3 separate regions of the Homo sapiens genome follow, and regions 1 and 2 are each linked to region 3. A link is a contact called in ENCODE Hi-C or POLR2A ChIA-PET data. All regions are on one chromosome and are shown on one strand. Each heading gives the region's core, a stretch centred on a gene start or an enhancer-like site at or near the end of the contact. The rest is flanking DNA. Distances are from core to core; before and after follow the strand shown. Region 1 overlaps C1orf21 (chromosome 1 open reading frame 21). Region 2 has its middle 100 kb from the start of C1orf21-DT. Region 3 holds the start of C1orf21 (chromosome 1 open reading frame 21).

Evidence for each region. Hi-C counts contacts between places; a loop is a spot of excess contacts on that map. ChIA-PET counts read pairs that join two places held with the same protein, here RNA polymerase II (POLR2A). Pooled maps may share reads with other maps.
Region 1: a loop to region 3 is called in a map of aorta, with 2.9 times the contacts of the local background. The contact joins the enhancer-like site here to the promoter of C1orf21 in region 3. A Hi-C loop is called at or near these places in 9 of 168 maps with a recorded cell type or tissue (CD8-positive, alpha-beta T cell, HepG2, MCF 10A and 5 more), 8 of 37 single-sample maps with no recorded cell type and 16 of 50 pooled maps. POLR2A ChIA-PET finds 5 or more read pairs at or near these places in 11 of 52 experiments (A549, AG04449, AG04450 and 8 more).
Region 2: a loop to region 3 is called in a map of sigmoid colon, with 3 times the contacts of the local background. The contact joins the enhancer-like site here to the promoter of C1orf21 in region 3. A Hi-C loop is called at or near these places in 14 of 168 maps with a recorded cell type or tissue (IMR-90, Right ventricle myocardium inferior, aorta and 6 more) and 17 of 50 pooled maps. POLR2A ChIA-PET finds 5 or more read pairs at or near these places in 4 of 52 experiments (HEK293, Panc1 and WTC11).

Annotation. Positions count from the first base shown.
Region 1 is chr1:184,502,819-184,505,518 of GRCh38, forward strand. All of the region lies in intron 2 of C1orf21 (chromosome 1 open reading frame 21), which reads left to right. Among named protein-coding and RNA genes, the nearest start is that of C1orf21, 120 kb to the left of the region's middle. Within about 2 kb of position 1,380, at least 2 of the 41 ENCODE cell types and tissues checked have a DNase peak (open chromatin) inside an H3K27ac peak, as active enhancers do.
Region 2 is chr1:184,283,241-184,285,940 of GRCh38, forward strand. No RefSeq gene overlaps it. Among named protein-coding and RNA genes, the nearest start is that of C1orf21-DT, 100 kb to the right of the region's middle. Within about 2 kb of position 1,375, at least 4 of the 41 ENCODE cell types and tissues checked have a DNase peak (open chromatin) inside an H3K27ac peak, as active enhancers do; they include heart right ventricle, where a contact is called at or near this core.
Region 3 is chr1:184,385,630-184,388,329 of GRCh38, forward strand. It overlaps C1orf21 (chromosome 1 open reading frame 21), which reads left to right and starts at 1,400. Exons shown (of 6, transcript NM_030806.4): 1 at 1,400-1,739. C1orf21-DT (C1orf21 divergent transcript) reads right to left here and starts at 1,075. Exons shown (of 1, transcript NR_172919.1): 1 at 124-1,075. RefSeq lists silencers at 886-945, 1,036-1,145, 1,176-1,435.

The DNA of each region.
Region 1 (2,700 bases), core at 130-2,629, 120 kb after region 3:
TGTAATTCCAACACTTTGGGAGTCTGAGGTGGGAGGATTGCTTGGGTCCAGGAGTTTAAGACCAGCCTGGCCAACATGGTGAAACCCTGCCTCTACAAAAAATACAAAAATTAGGCAGGCATGATGGTGTGCACCTGTGGTCCCAGCTACTCAGGATGCTGAGGTGGGAGGATCACTTGAGCCTGGGAGATGGAGGTTGCAGTGAGCCGTGATCATGCCATTGCACTCCAGCCTGGGTGACAGGGTAAGAAACTGTCTCAAAAAAAAAAAAAAAAAAAAAAAAAGATGTATCAAGCAATCTTATTTTGAAATGTTTGCCTCTATTAGGTTAATTTGAAGCAAACTCTGGAAGGAACTGAGAATATTTTATACTAAGTGTACCAAAGCTTCTTGTTAGGAAGTTTATAACTACCCTAAAAGTTGCTTAATAATGACTATTACATTGGAACTGACTAAATCACTTTCTACTAGTGAGGACAGTAGTTATCGTTCAGGGACTTCCTGACTCAGGGAATTGATAGTGGTATATGAGGTTCTTTAGCTGAGTCTTTGTGTGTAAGTTTACTCCAAATTTAGAGTCAGCCCTAGTTATCTGTGGTCAGTCAAGTAGAAGATGGGTTCTCAGAGCATTAGTCTTCCCCTCAAGACAGCTGGTTTTCCTTGGGCGCTCTCTGCTGTCCTCCGTCCCCTCTCCTCTACATCCCTGCATCGCTTAGTACAGAGCCCAGCACATAGGTACTCAGACTGTACTGAGTGTACACCTTCCAGATGAGGACAGTGTAGAAGTAAACCATAGTTAGCTATGCTGAAGTGATTGACGCCTTCACTCTTCTCTGCTCTTTAATTCCTCTCCAACAAACTTGTGTTCAACCCAATAAAGATGTTAGGTTCTGACCTATTGCTAGCTACAAAACTAGAACTCGTGGGTCAGACCCCATTCCTTCCAAGCTTTGCAGATAGAAGATCTGCCACGAGGTTACCTTTGTATTTAATAGAACTGACTTTTAAATGAATCAACTAGAGAAATGGTTGCTGGAATGAGTTTGGCATGTCAGGATTATTAAAAAGTTAAAAATTTTCATAGATGTACATGTTCAAGGGAGAAGCAGGAAAAACGGCAGAAACAGACTGTACCCACTACTGTTTGAGATCAGAAGGGATCTTACAGTTTTCTAAAATGATGAAAATTTGAATCTACTCTGACACCTTCTCACGTAGTCTTCTTTTGATCAATGCCACTGAACAATCCCAGCCCCACTTGGATGTAATCTGAGGAATAAAATGCTAAAAATATCACCCAGGCGTTGCTTTTACCCCAGATCTATTTTGACTAGCACAGCCTGCAACTGTTTACATGCAGAGAACAGGAGTCAGCCTACTGTTCCCGACGTGCATTTTAATAAGCCACCTGACAAGATCAACAGGAAGAAAAGAAAAATTGGGAACAGGTGCAAGGAAGCTGGGGGGAGCCGAAGGAAGACAGGTCCTGTGTCTCCCTTCTCTTCCTCGAGTTGGCACGTTTTTCTGCGCCAGGACCCTCTGGCTGTAACGGTGGCTGTCTCCATTTCTTCCAGTGTGGGCTCTGATAAAGGGAACCTAAAGTCTCAAATTAATCCCCCATGTCTTCAACAAAAGGAAAACTGGATTTTGGTAGTGATTGTTTTACTGTCGTAACCCAAAATGCTTCATTCATTCGCTCAGAGGCTGGTTGGTGAGGTAGGACGTTCCTGATGGCTGCCTTGCCTTGGGAATGTGTGGTGCATTTGCTGATGAGATGTCTGTTTCCAGATGGATATCTTCCTTCCCGGCACCAGCCTTTGAGAATGTGACAGACCATTTTTAAATATTTGCTTTGTACAAATTGTGGCCTATTGAAGGATCTTGCCCAGCTTTTTTTGTTTTATACCGTGATGGATTTTGTGCGGTGTGTTGTGTAAGTAATAATGATAGGTCTGGCTTTGTAGTCGTGGCTGTTTGTTTTCTCTTCCTTTGTATCCAATCTTATTGTGTTCCTCTTAACACCACGTTGGCTAGCCAGCCAGGGTTGTTAATGACATGTTAAAGCCTATCTTCTGTCTAAATTGGTGGGGATTCTGTCTTGATTTAAAAAATGGCCTGTGTTTAGAATAATGCTGCTTTGAAAGTCATGTAGCCAGTAGCTTTTCCATTTCATTGGAAAAACATATTGGAAAAGTAGTAATAGTTTGTCCACTACCTTCAATTTAGTTGTGTTCCCTGGAGGGATAAGAAAATGAAGACTGAATGTCACTGGGCTGTTCAGAGTATGTCTGCACTAGTCTGTGGCTTGGCAGACGGGAGAGGACAGTGGGCAAGTGCAAGGGCATCTCCTCCCTAGGAGAAACCTTCACTACACAGTGGGCAAGGGGCCATCTGGGTCTTTCAGAAGGTTCTGCTTAGGTCCAAAAATGTTACCCTCTTCCCCATCCTACAGACAAAATCATAGAATCCACTTGTGATACATAAAGAAATATATATATATATATATATATATATATATATATACACACATGCCATATATATATAGACATGTATATATTCACCTATATATATTTATATCAGTGTTCTGTGTATTTAAATAATTAGAAACTCACCATTAGCAATTAAGTTCACAATTTAGTTCAGTTAAAGTTTATTAATAGTAGGCCAGGCATGATGGCTCACGCCTGTAATCTCAGTACT
Region 2 (2,700 bases), core at 125-2,624, 100 kb before region 3:
GAAACATATGTTTCAGACATAGGAAGAAGCAGCATGTTCTATCTGGCTTAATAGATGGAGGGCAACAAAAATAATAAATTAATGGACTAACTTAGCAAATGAGTAATGAGTTCCTCCTATGTTTGTAGACACCGTGTTAAGTATTGGAGGGGCAAACTCACCCCTTAGATAGCTTATAGTTTAAGAAGTGAAAGATAGATATTGACAAATATGTGTGATAAAGTATTATTGAAACAATTTTAAAAGAATCTATAAGCTCCAGTGGGGGCCAAAATCAAAGTGATCAATTCTAAGATGGAGGGGATGGACTGTGGTATGTGACTCTTTGCAGTTGGGAAAACTTTTTCTCTCATCTGATGTCTTGTATTGCCTAGTTTACAGTCTCATAGTTTAGTTCAAGTGGCTTAAGAAGATCTTGTTTTTCTCTTGAGGTGCTTTCCAGGAAAAAAATGTAAGACTTTCTCACTTGAAGCATCCTCTCTGGGTCTTACCACTTTGCCATCTTGCTGCATTGGAGAGTCCTTTGGTGCAGTCCTTCCAAAAGCCCCTGCCAATCATCAGGGAGGGAGCGTTGGGAAATGAAGACATGGTCTGTGGGCACCGAGCCTATCCTGGGTCAGAATTCCTGATTCTACAATTTACTAAACTGTGTAACACTTGGAAATCCTTGTACCCTCCTCATCTGTAACTCAGGCATAAAAATACCACTTCATAGCATTGTGTTAAATAAAACAGCCAAGGCAAGATGAGCCTGATTCATAACAATTGCCTGATGAGTGTGAGCTCTTTGTGGGATTATTTTAGCGACATTATCTTCCCACACCAGAATTTGTGGCAGTGCTGAACTGGTCATTGCTTTGGTCAACATTTATAGCTATCCCTCCCTTGGAGGAGGAACTCCAGAAGGCTGGCTGCTGGCTTTATTTATTATTCCTGCTGGAAGGGAGGAGGACAGAAGGCTGGGGAATCACAAGCCCCTTGCTGGGATTTCACCTCAGCTGGTTCCATCAGTAGCCTCACCCCAGGGATTACATAAATATTTTGTGTTCCCAGAACCTCACTCTGGGCACTGTCCCAAGAGAGCTCAGTGTTTAGAATGCTGTGTCCTCAGCAGTCTGGCTTCAGACTTTATTAGTTAAGAGAAACTGCAGCAGACAGAAGCCCTCTTTTGAGTGTTTCTAGGGAGATAATGAGCCCATCACCATCACAATCATCAATAAGCATTGGCTTAACATGTCCTGTCTCCAGGACAGTTTGCTAGATGCAAAAATGATTCCATCCTTGGGGTCGGCCTAGTGTCACTTACTTCCGCTCCACTCTGGTCACACTACTTAATATTTGATGACCCTTTGACATGAGACAGTGAGGACAGGCATCAGCCCTCAATGTTGGAGATGACTGCTCCCTGATATAGTCAACCACCAAATTCATGGGCTTGAGGATGAGGCAGAACCCAGACTGCTCAGCAGAACTCATAAGCTCCCCTACAAAGAGTGTTTTTGTGATTTCCTGGGACACACCTGGAAAAGCAGAGTCATGGCCCACACAGGTGGGAGGACCTACAGAGGGGGGTCTTCTGTAAACATAAACATACATAGACTATCCCTATGGGGCCTGGAGCTCCTGATCTAAAGCCTGGAATAGGGAAAAGGAGAGCAAGAGAGACAGGTAAGTCAGTAAATACAAGGCAATGGGATATTTGCAGTAACAGAAAATAATGTACAAAACACTCAGAGAGCACAAGTGGCAGTTTATCCTGATCCCAAAGGGGCCTAAAATTCCTATTTATAGGAATGTAGCTTGGTGAGACCTAGAAAATAAGTAGACCCCTGATGCTTTAAAAAAAAAATTGCTGAATTGCAAAACCCTGCAAGGGCAATGATTAAGCCTATTTGACTTGCTTTATATCATAACTATCATGGAGTTGAAAGCATGTGAATATTGAATATGGTGGAACTCCTGCAATAGTAAAGAAAGGGACATTTGCAGGCAGTTTTGGGTGACGACTGGGACAGGGTATGAAGTGTGGACTAATTGGTTGAGTGCTGACTAGGATAAAGTCATCTCTCCATTCTCCAGAATAATCTTCACCCATCTTGATTAGGTGATTTGGGGTAAATCAATTAAATGTTGGGCTTCGGCCTGTCCACAAAGTTGGAATTTGGCAGCCTATCCTCCCTTACAGAAGCATCAAGGAGCTGATAGTCTTAGAAAGGTGCTTTGTGTTTCCAGAAAGAAAGTTGTTTGAACATCTGAGGTCTTATCATTTGCATGGTGTGACTCAATAAAGGCATCATTATACTTGGGGAAGAAAACCAGAGTTGAGACACGTGAGATGGGAGAATGTGTTCAAGCATGTCAGAAATAGACGAGAGGGTCATTGTCAGAAAATAAACCCCTGGAGCAAGCGTGGCATTGGAACGCATACCTAGAATGGAGGAATACTCAGGTAATCTTCTCTTTAGATCCCTCTGGGCTAATTCCAGGAGCTACAACTGAGAAGGGCAGTCAAATTTGGACAGGCTTCAGAGGAAAGTTGTTGAGTTGATTGAAGGGCTGGAAAATCATACCTATGAGAGAAGGTTAAAGGAGATGGGTCTAGCACCAATGAACAGTGTGACTTTAGACAAGTCACTTAGGCTTTGAGGAGCTCTGTTCACTCATCTGTAAAATGAGGACAGTGACCTGGCAAAGCACTCA
Region 3 (2,700 bases), core at 150-2,649:
AGCTACTTGGGAGGCTGAGATGGGGAAGATCCCTTGAGGAGGATCTCTTGGGTTCAGGAGTTCGAATCCAGCCTTGGCAGCAGACCCCATCCCTGAAAACAATAAAAATTAAAACAACAACAGTGGGATACTAGTCTTTTAATTTGAAAAAAAAAGGGGTGGAGAAAGGGAAAACCAGTTTTCAAAAAAGGCCAATTTCCTAGACATTAGTGGTTGATTACTAACTCATTTCATTAAACTAAATTATGAATTGGCTTTTCTCGTCAGTGTCACCACTCTGATGGCGTTCTTTTCCATTTTCCATCTTCACCCTGGCCGAATGTGGGAAATGATCTGGTTTGTGCATAATCCGCGAGGCCCAGGGAGGATCTTTTGCCCCTATTGTTTTCTTGGGTGTTCTCACTCTGGGGGCCTGACATTCCTCGCGTGTCTAAGGCAATGAGGGAGCAGTGAAGCGCGGGGAAGCCGCACAAAAGACATCCAAAGGCTATCAATGGAAAAAGATCAATTAGGTGCACACAAGAAACACCCAATATGCCAGGGAAGAGAAAAATACCCTTTTCCAGAGGGTGGGAAATTGATTGAGCTTCTGTGAGGGTCCACAAAGAACTGGACGGATGCAGTGGTGGATGGCGATCTCTCTGGACCACTCCGGACGCGCCCAGCAGACGCAGCCTACGCCTTTAGGTCCTAGGAGGCTGAGAAGGGTGGGGAGAGGGGGGCAGCACGATCTTGTGTCTTTCCTCCCCGTGCCGCCTCTACCGAATCGCGGATGCTTCATTAATCTTGCAGGCGCCGCAGCTCGGGTCAGTATGGAGGCGGATCGGTGGCAGAGCCCGGGCCTCTGGGCTGCGCCCGCCCGTTCAGCCTGGCCCGGGAGGGGAGCGGCCGCGCGGTGGGCCAAAGACGCCCGGCCTTCCCTCCGTCTGCTTCCAGCAGGCACAGCCGGGAGGCTGGGCTCAGGGGCTGACCCGAATCTCCCCTAGAGCTGGGCCCACCCGGCTGCCCCCCGAGCAGCCTCGCCGCTCCCACGCCACCGCCCAAGTGACAGGCCCGGGAAGGCCGGACGGGACGCAGTCTTCCCGCCGGGGTCTTCCCTCCGGCTGGCCGGCCGCTGCAGGGCGCGCGCGCACACACGTACACACACACACACACCTGCCCACACACACACACACACACACACACACACACTGCCGCCTCCTTCCCGCCCCGCAGCCCTAGCAGCCCCCAACCCGCTCCCCAGCGCGCTGCGCCCCGGCGGCCTCCGCAGGCCCCGCCCCGGGGAGGAGAGCCAGGCGCGCGCGGGAGCTAGGCTCGGGGAGGGGCCGGCGGTGGGGGAGTGTCTGCTGCCCCCGCCCCTCGAGTGAGTGACTGAGCGAGGAGCTCCCCTCCCTCGCTCGCTCCTCGCAAGCTCCCGCTCGCTCCCTGCCCACTCCCGGGGGGACGTTCCGTGCCGCGGCCGCCGCGGCCGCTGCTTCTTTCACACTTTAGTTGGGAGCTGCGCGCCGCGCTCAGTTACTGGAGAGCTGGCCGCGCGCCGCCGCCTCCCGCACGCTTGCACGCGGGCCCGGCTTCGGGGTTTTGGGTTCTTACTCCAAGCGGCGGGGAGGAGGGGGAGCCCCGGACACACTGTGGGGAGGAGGAGGAAGAAGAGGAGGAGGGAGGAAGAAAAAAGACGAGGAGGACAGGGGCGGGGGGCGGGAGGCTTGCCACCTTCAGCCCCCCCGCGAACGCCCAAGGTAAGTGTGAGCCATTGCCTGCTCTGGGGCGGGGGGAGCTGGCGGTGCAGCCCGCCCCGGCTCGGCTACCCGGGCATCCCCGGGTGGGCAGGGAGGGAGGCCTGCGGGGTGTCTGCCGCACGGAAGGGATGGGAGCCGCGGTCGTGGCGCTGCCTGCGCGGGGCCCGGGCCGGGGCTGCTGCTGGTGCGGGGCTGGCGGGGTTGCTGCCAGGGACGGAAGCTGGGGTGGGGGAGCCGCGAGGGGCGTCTGCCGGCCTGGGCGGAGGGGCTGGGATGTGGTCGGGGCTGCTGACGACTTTCGTCACATCGAGGCCTGGGTGGCTGGTGTTAGACACCCCTCCCTTCCCACCCGCACCCTGCCGCCCTCAGCCTTCCTGCTCTCCTCTAGCTTTGCATGTAGCCACCGTACTTTGCAAGCCAGAGCTTGAAAGGAAAAACACAATTTAGGATCCTTTGCTAAGTATCCAAGTCCCTTCTCTCGCTCCGACTGATTGATGTGTTTGTGTGGGTGGTTTGACCCCCGGGATTTCTGAAGTTTTGACCTTTTTGGGGTGGCTCGTTTCGTTGCATCTGTTTGCCCACCTCGGTGTATTTATTATTCGTGCCCATGCGAGGCAGCCAGAGGGTGCTTGGTTATTGTACACGAAACAGATTTCACTCTCCTCTGCAGGCAGTTCGCGAAGTGCCGCCGCCGCGGCTGCCTTTGGTCTGCTGGTTAATGTCCTTTCCCTATCATCCACCCTGCTCCCTCCCTCTACGGAGGGTTAGTTTTTGTTTTTGTTTTTGTTTTTTCCTTTCCACTTACTGTTTGTGTGAGAGAAGTCCTGGGCTTAAGGGCTCTCAGCACTCGTTCATTTCTCTTCTAAAGCTCTGAATGGCTCAGGCATGTCGGTAAAATTTGGGGTGGTCCTCTTTGCTCCAAGAGTTGCATGGCCAAAGATAAAAATATGCACACATAAAC